3 separate regions of the Homo sapiens genome follow, and all the other regions are linked to region 1. A link is a contact called in ENCODE Hi-C or POLR2A ChIA-PET data. All regions are on one chromosome and are shown on one strand. Each heading gives the region's core, a stretch centred on a gene start or an enhancer-like site at or near the end of the contact. The rest is flanking DNA. Distances are from core to core; before and after follow the strand shown.

The links. A loop is a pair of places that touch in the nucleus more often than their neighbours do. ChIA-PET counts read pairs that join two places held with the same protein, here RNA polymerase II (POLR2A). Pooled maps may share reads with other maps.
Region 2: a loop to region 1 is called in a map of CD4-positive, alpha-beta memory T cell, with 17 times the contacts of the local background. The contact joins two enhancer-like sites. A Hi-C loop is called at or near these places in 1 of 168 maps with a recorded cell type or tissue (CD4-positive, alpha-beta memory T cell) and 7 of 50 pooled maps. POLR2A ChIA-PET finds 5 or more read pairs at or near these places in 2 of 52 experiments (OCI-LY7 and activated T-cell).
Region 3: a loop to region 1 is called in a pooled map, with 2.4 times the contacts of the local background. The contact joins two enhancer-like sites. A Hi-C loop is called at or near these places in 2 of 50 pooled maps. POLR2A ChIA-PET finds 5 or more read pairs at or near these places in 3 of 52 experiments (Panc1, RWPE1 and naive thymus-derived CD8-positive, alpha-beta T cell).

The regions. Positions count from the first base shown.
Region 1 is chr1:9,141,483-9,144,760 of GRCh38, reverse strand. No RefSeq gene overlaps it. Among named protein-coding and RNA genes, the nearest start is that of MIR34A, 8.7 kb to the left of the region's middle. RefSeq lists an enhancer at 2,237-2,531. Within about 2 kb of position 1,445, at least 4 of the 41 ENCODE cell types and tissues checked have a DNase peak (open chromatin) inside an H3K27ac peak, as active enhancers do.
Region 2 is chr1:9,287,926-9,291,203 of GRCh38, reverse strand. No RefSeq gene overlaps it. Among named protein-coding and RNA genes, the nearest start is that of SPSB1, 3.3 kb to the left of the region's middle. Within about 2 kb of position 2,028, at least 3 of the 41 ENCODE cell types and tissues checked have a DNase peak (open chromatin) inside an H3K27ac peak, as active enhancers do.
Region 3 is chr1:9,009,721-9,012,998 of GRCh38, reverse strand. It overlaps SLC2A7 (solute carrier family 2 member 7), which reads left to right. Exons shown (of 12, transcript NM_207420.3): 9 at 2,755-2,856. Among named protein-coding and RNA genes, the nearest start is that of SLC2A7, 15 kb to the left of the region's middle. RefSeq lists a silencer at 1,925-1,984. Within about 2 kb of position 1,763, at least 5 of the 41 ENCODE cell types and tissues checked have a DNase peak (open chromatin) inside an H3K27ac peak, as active enhancers do.

The sequences.
Region 1 (3,278 bases), core at 196-2,695:
GTAATCCACCTGCCTTGGCCTCCCAAAGTGCTGGGATTACAGGTATGAGCCACCGCGCGCGGCCCCGCCAGGACTCTCTGCTCGGCTTGGAGATGCTGTCTTCTCCTTGTGTCTCCACTGGTCTTCCCTGGGTTCTTATCTGTGTCCATGTTTCCTTTTTTTTTTTTTTTTTTTTTGAGACAGGGTCTCACTCTGTCGCCCAGGCTGGAGTGCAGTGGCATGACCTAGACTCACTGCAGCCTCAACCTCCCAGCCTCAATTGACTCCCCGCTTCACCCTGAGTATCTGGGGCTATAGGCGTGCACCACCATGCCTGGCTAATTTTTTTGTATTTTTAGTAGAGATGAGGTTTCACCATGTTGCCCAGGCTGGCCTTGAACTCCTGAGCTCAAGCGATCTGCCTGCCTTGGCCTCCCAAAATGCTGGGATGACAGGAGTGAGCCACTGCACCGGGCCCATGTTTCCTCTTAAGGACACAATCATATTGGTTTAGGGTGCAACCTAACGATCTCATTTTAACTTAGTTACCTTTTAAAGACCCTATCATCAAATACAGTCATATCCTGAGGTAATGGAGGCTAAGATCTCAAAATATGAATGGGGGGCTGGGCATGGTGGCTCACACCTGTAATTCCAGCACCTTGAGTGGCTGAGACCAGCCTGGGCAACATAGTGAGACTCCATCTCTACAAAAAATTTTTAAAAAGTATGGCCGGGCACGGTGGCTCACACCTGTAATCCCAGCACTTTGGGAGGCGGAGGTGGGCAGATCACCTGAGGTCAGGAGTTCAAGACCAGCCTGGTCAACATGGTGAAACCCCATCTCTACTAAAAATACAAAAATTAGCCGGGCGTGGTGATGGGCACCTGTTATCCTAGCTACTAGGGAGGCTGAGGCAGGAGAATCGCTTGAACCTGGGAGGCAGAGGTTGCAGTGAGCCAAGATTGCACCACTGCACTCCAGCCTGGGTGACAAAACGAGACTCCGTCTCAAAAAAAAAAAAAAAAAAAGAAATAAAAATAAAAAATGTTTAAAAAGCATATGGATGGGGAGGGGGGACAATTCAGCTCATAACAGGGATCCTTCTGGACACTCAGAACCAAGCTTTAATAGCTTGACAATGTCTTTCAGTCTGAAACACAGAGATGCTGCCAACCCAGGGCCTGCCCCTCCATCGCAGGAAGAGGCCACACCATGAGCCTCGTGCCAGCAAAATGTGGCTGTGGTTGCTTGCTCAAGGGCAAGGCTGATGGGTGTTACTTCACCCTGGCTTTCAGAGCCACAGGAAGAGGCTGTGCAGGGAATGGGAGTCAGCTGTTCCCCAATTCCTGTGGTGCCTGAGCAAAAGAACAGGAGTGAGAGCCCAGGGCTTGGGGCAGACATGGGCAAGACGCTCATGTGTGTGGGAATGGCTGCTGGAAGCCCGTGCGCGGTCACCAGGGGTCTGGGAGGCAGGGGCCACGCTGTGACAGTGGTTCCCAAACAGCCCAGGAGCTCTGTAAACCTTAAGGCTCTGAGCGCCCATATAGGGCAGGGCAAGCGTCTGTATCTTTAGAGGGCTCCCAGACAGGGTGCAGAAATGACTTGGGTCCCGAGATGATCACTGCAGTCGCTGATGGCTCTCTGGGGGTTCATATACTTTCGTATGTTTGAAATTTTTCATAACAAAAAGTTAAAAGGGAGGAAAAAAGGAAGGAAGGAGGGAGAGGGAGAAGGGAAGGAAGGATGGAAGACAGGAGGGAGGGAGGGAAGAAGGAAGGAGAGAGGGAAGGAAGGAAGAAAAGAAAGGAGGGATGGAAGGAAGGAAAGGAGGAAGGGAGGGAGGAGGGATGGAAGGAAGGAAAGGAGGAAGGGAGGGAGGAAGGAAGGAAGGAAAAAAGGAAGGAGCGGCTGAGCACAGTGCTCATGCCTATAATCTCAGCACTGTGGGAGGCCGAGGTAGGAGGATCACTGGAGGTCAGAAGTTCAAGACCAGCCCGGCCAACATGGTGAAACTCTGTCTCTACTAAAAATACAAAAATTAGCAGGTGTGGCACGCACCTGTAGTCCCAGCTACTCGGGAGGCTGAGGCAGGAGAATCGCTTGAATCCAGGAAGTGGAGGTTGCAGTGAGCTATCGCACCACTGCACCCCAGCCTGGCTGGGCGACAGAGCGAAAGAGTGAGACTGTCTCAAAAAAAAAAAAAAAAAAAAAAAAGGAAGGAGGGATGGAAGTAAGGAAAAAAAAAAGCTCCGGGAGGATTCTGATGCGAGCCCCTGTCAGGATGAAGGCGGGAGGGAGAAGCCCTAACCTGCCCAGGGCTTCCTGTGACTCGGGTGAAGCAGTGCCTCCTGGTGGTGAGAAGGCAGAACTACTGGTATAAACTGGTCGTAACGTGCAGACTGGGTGTGAATGTGGGGCCAGGACAATGTGTGTCGTGGGGTTGACTAGGGGGAAGCTAGGCAAGCCTTTGGAGCAGGCCCACAACTTTGGTTATACCACAAACCCCTTTGTCAGTCCAGTGAACTCTCTGGAGTCTCAGGATAAAGGCGTAAATTACATGGGATTACAAAGCTAACCAATCATAGTGAAATACAATGATTGAAATACTTGATAAAGCCAAATTTGGTATAGCGTGTAGATATGACAGTAGTAGTATGTCACAGTAGATAGCAGTAATGTGCCAATGGGAGTATTAGCACATTAAGTAATATCCAATAACAACTGGTCTAATAACTATAACTTAAAAAGTAGTGAGGAGAATTCATGATATTTTGCAACAACTCCAACATATAAAAAATCTGCAATTTATATTGTTAAAAGAATCATACGTACTACTAGAACAAACAACAAAAACCTCCCAAAGACCAGGCATGATGGCTCACACCTGTGGTCCCAGCACTTTGGGAGGCCGAGGCAGGAGGATCCCCTGAGCCCAGGAGTTCGAGGCTGCAGTGAGCTATGATCGCACCATTGCACTCCAGCTGGGGCAACAGAGCAAGACCCTGTCTCAAAACAAAGCAAACAAAACAAAACAACCTCTTGAAACTTATTGCCCATCTTTATTCATGAATAAAGAAAATGGGCGATTGCTATGAGAAGTCGGTAAAAACAAAGAAGTGCCTGGTCGCCCTGCAGGTGCTGGACCGCCAGCTGAGATCCTGCCTTAGAAAGGCAGCCAAAGGCCCACTGCACTTCCCTGTCATCTGGCTGCTCCATATTCCCACTATGTGTTCCACAAAGATTGATTGAGGGCCTACTGTGTGTGGCAGACACTGCACAATATAGACCAGATATC
Region 2 (3,278 bases), core at 779-3,278, 150 kb before region 1:
ACAAAAAAAAAAAAAAAAAAAAAAAAAGAAGTTCAGGACCAGCCTGGCCAACATGGCAACACTCCATCTCTACTGAAAATGCAAAAATTAGCTGGGTGTGGTGGTACGTGCCTGCGATCCCAGCTACTCGGGAGGCTGAGGCAGGAGAATCTCTTGAACCCAGGAGGCAGAGGTTGCAGTGAGCCGACATCGCACCACTGCACTCCAGCCTGGGCAACAGAGCGAGACTCCATCTCAAAAAAAAAGAAAAAAAAGGTAATAATAATTTTAAAAGAGCATATGACCCCCTCCAGCCACTCTGCAGTTTGAGAACTGTTGTTTACTTGGGAGACTGGTGAGAGCCTCTGGGACAGGCCCATGGGGTGCAGCCCACGTCAGTCATTGCTGAAAATCACAGCTGCCTCTGATGGGTTCATTTCTCCTTGGGAGAGTAGCCCTGTTTGGTGGATTATTCACTGTGTGTGTGGCATCTACCAGACACTGGCATCTCATGGGGCTGGTGCTACGGCCACGTGGCCTGGGGCCATGGTGTTGTCAGCTTTGCTAAGAGGAACTCCACCAAGCCTCACCTCTTAACATCTGGGAAGCTTCCAGGGCAGACTGGGGCACTTTGGAGCTAGAGACCCAGCTTTGATGTTTAAGGCCCTGAAAGACAGTTCCTGATGAAAAGTCTTCAGCACCCCCACCCCACCCCCCTTCGGCGTTAATCTGGAAATCTCAGCTCTTGATCCAGTTGAATAATTAGACCCTGCTGACCTAAATTTCCCAGAAGAACCCCTGGGGAGTGGGCCTTCTCTCCTCCAGGACGCTGGGCAGGTTGGCCGGATGATGGAAGGCTGGTCAGCCGGCAGTGACTGCTGCAGCATGGGGCAATGTTGAGCAATCCTGGAAGCCAGTTTATGTGTCAGAAGGGCTCAGAATCACCCTAGCATGCTGATACTATTGTTTGTTAAAAAAAGATACATAATCTTGCAACATTGTGACATAAGCTGATAGATACTATCCAAAAATTTGAAGGGTGACTCAGGACTTATACAAAGATCTGTGTACTGCAGGGGTGAGTCGGGAGGGAGGTGGCTCTGGGCTCCCAGTGGTGTCATCCCCAACCCCCTCCCCAACTCCACCCCACCCCCACACACATTTTATCACTTGCATCAGCACAATTTGCTCATGTCTTTAATCTGTCTCCGGGAAATGGTGAAGAGAAACTTGATAGATGGTGAATTAGCATCAGCTGCTTTTTCTGATGATGGTTCTGAGCCTTGAGCTCTTAGCACAGAATCCTGCTGCCCTCACAAGTGTTAAAGGCTGCCATCTTCTCTGAATCCCTTTTGCTGATTGGAGCAAATGTGCAAAGGATTTGGTAATAGACAAACCCAATGCAACCCCCAGCTCTGCTATTCATCAGCTGTGTGACCTTGAGCAAGTTACTTAACCTTTCTGAGATTTCCTGTTCTCATCTGTAGAACTGCTCTACACATTTCCCCAGAAACTGGGGAGGTGGTGCAATCATTCAACCAACATTAACTGAACACAATTAATTGTGCTAGAATGAAATCAAGGATTTTGAGAATTTTCAAGATAATAGGTTTTTTTTTTAAAGAAAAGCTTGGTATCCACAACACAGAATTGTAGCAAGATCCACCAGAACATGAAGAACACTGAAGCATATTAATAAAATCTACATCTATTATGCATCCTTAGCATAAGATGTGTACTTATCTCATGATGCAAAACAGAAGTAGAGTGTTTATATGTTAATTAAAAAAAAAAAATAGAGGCAGGGTCTTACCATGTTGCCCAGGCTGGTCTTGAACTTCTGGGCTCAAGTGATCTTCTTGCCGTGGCCTCCCGAAGTACTGGGATTATAGGCATGAGCCATCACAGCTGACTTCTCGCAGAATTTTGATCTCATAATATTCCCTAATTTAGTACATTGATTCATTTTGTAGATCATTTGGTCATAAATTACTGTAGTGCTCACACTGGATCACATCTTGTCAGACAGCGACGCCTGCTGGCAAAGCATGATATTGCACTATAGCTCTATCAGACTTTGTTAATCACGAATAAAGGAAAAGACTAAGAGCAAAGTTTTGGGGAGATTTAAATGAGACATTAGATGATAAACAGGCTTGGAAAGAGTTCCTATGACTTTGAGAAAAAAATAATAAAGAGATGATATTGGGTTTGGGACAATAACTATTGCAAAGTTCTTCAAAAACACAGTGAAGTAACAGCAGACTGTGATATTGGTGCCTATCTTAAATCTTCACCAGTTGCTTTTAACAGTATTTCAGTTTATTTCTATCCATGGGACATCTTGAATATACATTATAATATAATTAATTAATTTTAATAGTATTAATGTAGTAAAACTCCATTAAACAATCAAAGTGAAACCCCCTCCAAGTATTTATTATTTGGCCCTTCAGTATTTATTTTTATTAAAAATTTAGGAACCTAATGAATAAATATGGAACAGTGCTGTTCTGCATGCTGGAGAGTGATAAACAACATGGACCAGGCTCTGGGCCTTAGAGAATTTCCATTTCAGTGGGAGAGACCAATAGTAAACAATAAATGAGATCATTCCAGATGGTAACAGTGTTAACAAATAATCATTTTATATAAGTTTGCTCTGTGATCTTTTTTTTTAAACTTAGAGAGGGAGAAAGACCTGTATTCAGTGGCTTCAGTTCAAATTTTAAGACTCTATATAAATATTCTAGAAAAGGTCACCTTTCTGTCTCAAATAACAGATCAGAGACTTCCAATAGTCAGGGATACATCTCACCCTCCTGTTCCCCACCACAGGGCTTGCTGTGTTTGGTCAACACCCTGACAAAGAGTCCAAACCGACAGGTCCAGCTTCTCTGCTCCATCCTCATCTCAGGATGCCCCTGTCCCCAGCCAGAGGATCAACGGCCTCATTCATTCAGCAAGCATTTATTGGATGTAAGTTGTATGCCTTGCTCTGTGCTGGGAGGTTTTAAAGTTAGTGTTGATCCCATGAGGGACCAGATTGGAGAATGAGAGTGAATTAGCTCCCATTCTGCCTCATTCCTGGAAAAATACGCCCAGGAGCTTGGAGCGTCAGTCCTGCCACCCTTCTTTTTTCTCAGAGGGAGTCTCACTCTGTTGCCCAGGCTAGAGTGTAGTGGCATGATCTTGGCTCACTGCAACCTCCACCTCCCAGGTTCAAGGGATTCTCCTGCCTCAGCCTCCCTAGTAGCTGGAGCTACAGGCACCCGTCACCATGCCTGGCTAATTTTTGT
Region 3 (3,278 bases), core at 514-3,013, 130 kb after region 1:
GAATCACTTGAACTTGGGAGGTGGAGATTGCAGTGAGCAGGGAGATGGCACCACTGCACTCCAGCCTGGGTGACAAGAGTGAGACTCTGTCTCAAAAACAACAACAACAACAAAGAAAAACCTTCAGATCCAAGTTTCTTCCTTTGTAAAAATCATTATGGTGACTGCAATACATGGTATTCAAATGCAGGTACCCCTTTTTGTTGGTGCAGTTTCATGATTTCAGAGTTTAGTATTTAAAGTCTGAGCTACTTACGCTTTGATATATATGTTGCATGAAAAAGGGTCAGATGATCATGGCATTCCTTTCCCTAGACCATTTTCAAGTTATCTCCTGATTATTTTGATTCCTATTTCTTGAGTTGCCAGTGATGGTAAACATTTTCAAGAAAGTTATCTATTATTTGTATTTTCCCCAGAGCTAGTTTAAGTTCCAGTAAACTCTCAGAAGGTTTAGAAGGGCAGGGAGGGAGAAGTTAAGGAAAACAGTGGGAGAGGCTGACAGGAAAATTAAGGGAAGAGGACAGAGGTCCCCAGGCTGAAGTCTCAACCCCTTCCTCCTGCTGGATTTCTGTGGCCCCATCCCCAGTTTTCCCCTGGGGCAGGATCCATCCTTTATCCTCAGAGTCCTCCTCCTTGGGGATAAATGACCATAACTAGGACCTGCTTCACCATCATCCTACCTGGAGCAACCCAAGCCAGAAAAATACCCTTTCCCTCTCCCTGGAGGAACAGCATCTGGGAACCAGGCATACAGCAGGAAATTGACAGTATTTCCCTGATTTTTGGGGTGCACTTCGCTCCCATCCTGAATGGCAGTGATAGTCTGTCTGTTGGGATGTTGGGAGGACATGAGTCAGCTAACATGAGTCAAGGGGCTGTACAGGGCCGGCTCTGGTCAGCCATTAGGGATGGAGTAGAATGGAAATGGTATTAGAAGTAGAAAAGGAGCCAGGTGTGGTGGCTCATGCCTGTAATTCCTGCACTTTGGGAGGTTGAGGCGGGCGGATCACCTGACGTCAGGAGTTCGAGACCAGCCTGGCCAACATGGTGAAACCCCATCTGTACTGAAAATACAAAAATTAGCCGGGCGTGATAGCACATGCCTGTAATCCCAGCTACTCGGGAGACTGAGGCAGGAGAATTGCTTGTACCCGGGAGGCGGAGGTTGCAGTGAGCCACGGTTGCACCACAGCACTCCAGCCTGGGTGACAGAGTGAGACTCCACCAAAAAAAAAAAAAAAAAAAAAAAGAAGAAGAAGAAGAAGTAGAAAAGGAAGGAAGAAGTCGAAAGAATGCTGATCACAGGGAGTGTGGCCTGGGCTTGGTTGTTGGAGAAGGAGCTGGCTGAGTGGAGGGGTCAGTCCATCAGGTGGAAAAGTGGAGAGATGAGGGGCCCCGCATGATGTGAGCCCAGATTCCAGATGGCCTCAATGTCGAGTGGAGCCCCAGAGAATAGGAGGGGGCTATTTTTATTCTTATTCTTTTTATTTATTTATTTTTTAAACATAGAGACAGGGTCTTACTATGTTGACCCGGCTGGTTTCGAACTCCTGAGCTCAATCAATCCTCCTGTCTCGGCCTCCCAAAGCGCTGAGATTACAGGTGTGAGCCACTGTGCCCAGCCCAGGGGCTATTTTTAAATGTAGGTTTTATTCTTATTCAGGTATGGTGAGGCCAACAGATCAGGAGGTGGCTACTGCTGGAAAGACAGTTTGTTCCTCACAGATCCCATGAGGAGGGTGCGGTCCACGCCATTCCGGGCCTGCGGGGAAGCCCCAGGGTTGGTCAGGAAGCAGAGGCATGAAGGGGAAGTGTGAGGATGAACCTTTACTGTGGTTCCCACAGAAAGGAATGGGTGAGGCAGAGCGAGCAGGTTTAGGAGTAGCTGGTGTGAATAATTTCCTCAGGGTCGGGGACCACAGGGGCTGTGCCAGCTGTCTGGCCCCTGGCCCCCAGGGTGTTAGGGCAGGTGATGCTGGCCTTGCGTGTGAAAGCTCAGCAAAGGAAGACCTGGGGTGTGGGCCTGCATTGTTGGTTTGCAGATGAAAGAGGCACTCACTCCCAGACAGCGGTTTGTTTGCTATCAGTGGGGTGGGAAGGGCAGTCCCTCCAGGGCCATAAAGGTCCCAAGATGTCAAAGCATCAAACACAGAAACTAGAAAATGTGGTTATTCTAGTGGGTAGCAAGGGGTGCAGGGAGCCAAGATCCAGGAGGTCTGGAAATGAATGACCAGAACAAGGAAGGGTGGTGGTGAAGAGCATGAATGTCTGACCCATGTCAAATCAGCGGCCTGCATCCCACATGCAGGCAGCAGGGGTAAGAAAGGGGCACCTAAAAGGTGACGCACGGTGGCTCACGCCTGTAATCCCAGCACTTTGGGAGGCCGAGGCAGGAGGATCACTTGAGGCCAGGAGTTCGAGACCAGCCTGGCCAACATGGTGAAACCTCGTCTCTACGAGAAATACAAAACTTAGCCGGGCATGGTGGCAGGTGCCTGTAATCCCAGCTACTTGGGAGCTGAGGTAGGAGAATCACTTGAACCTGGGAGGCAGAGGTTGCAGTGAGCTGAGATCGCACCACTGCACTCCAGCCTGGGCAGCAAGAGCAAAACTCCGTTTAAAAAAAAAGAAAGAAAGACAAAAGAAAGAAAGGGGCACCTAAGAGGGGCCCACAAAAGGAAGTGGAGGCTCGGCCCAAGAACCGTGGGCGCCAGGCCAAGGCGGCTTCTCACTGTCCCCCTTCCCCTCCAGGCTGTCCTTGTGGAGCGGCTGGGACGGCGGCACCTCCTGCTGGCCGGCTACGGCATCTGCGGCTCTGCCTGCCTGGTGCTGACGGTGGTGCTCCTATTCCAGGTCTGACCTCATTTCCTGCCCCCTGGGTGGGGAGTCATGGGGAGGGTGGGAGGTCCCCTGACTGAACCGGGCCCGCTGCACCAAGTGGTTGGTTCTGAGTCCCACTGATGGCATGCATCCTGCCTGGAAAAGTACTTTGCAATGCCCCATCCTGAAGTGAATGTCACAGATGGCTTCATTTACCTACACCTGCACATGCAAATAAGTAACCGGATAGATGGTCCAGCTGTCATGGGAAAGAGAAACAAGGAGGACAGTTTGCAATAAAATATGTGCTTCAATGCGTAAATGCAAGGATGCCACCGCATTAGAAAACATCTATGGGCGGTGAACAGGTGTGGGTTAAGGAAAGACCAGAAGTCACCCCATTCGAGAGGTAGAAGGAGGCTGAGCACAGTGGCTCACTCCTGCAATCCTAGCAC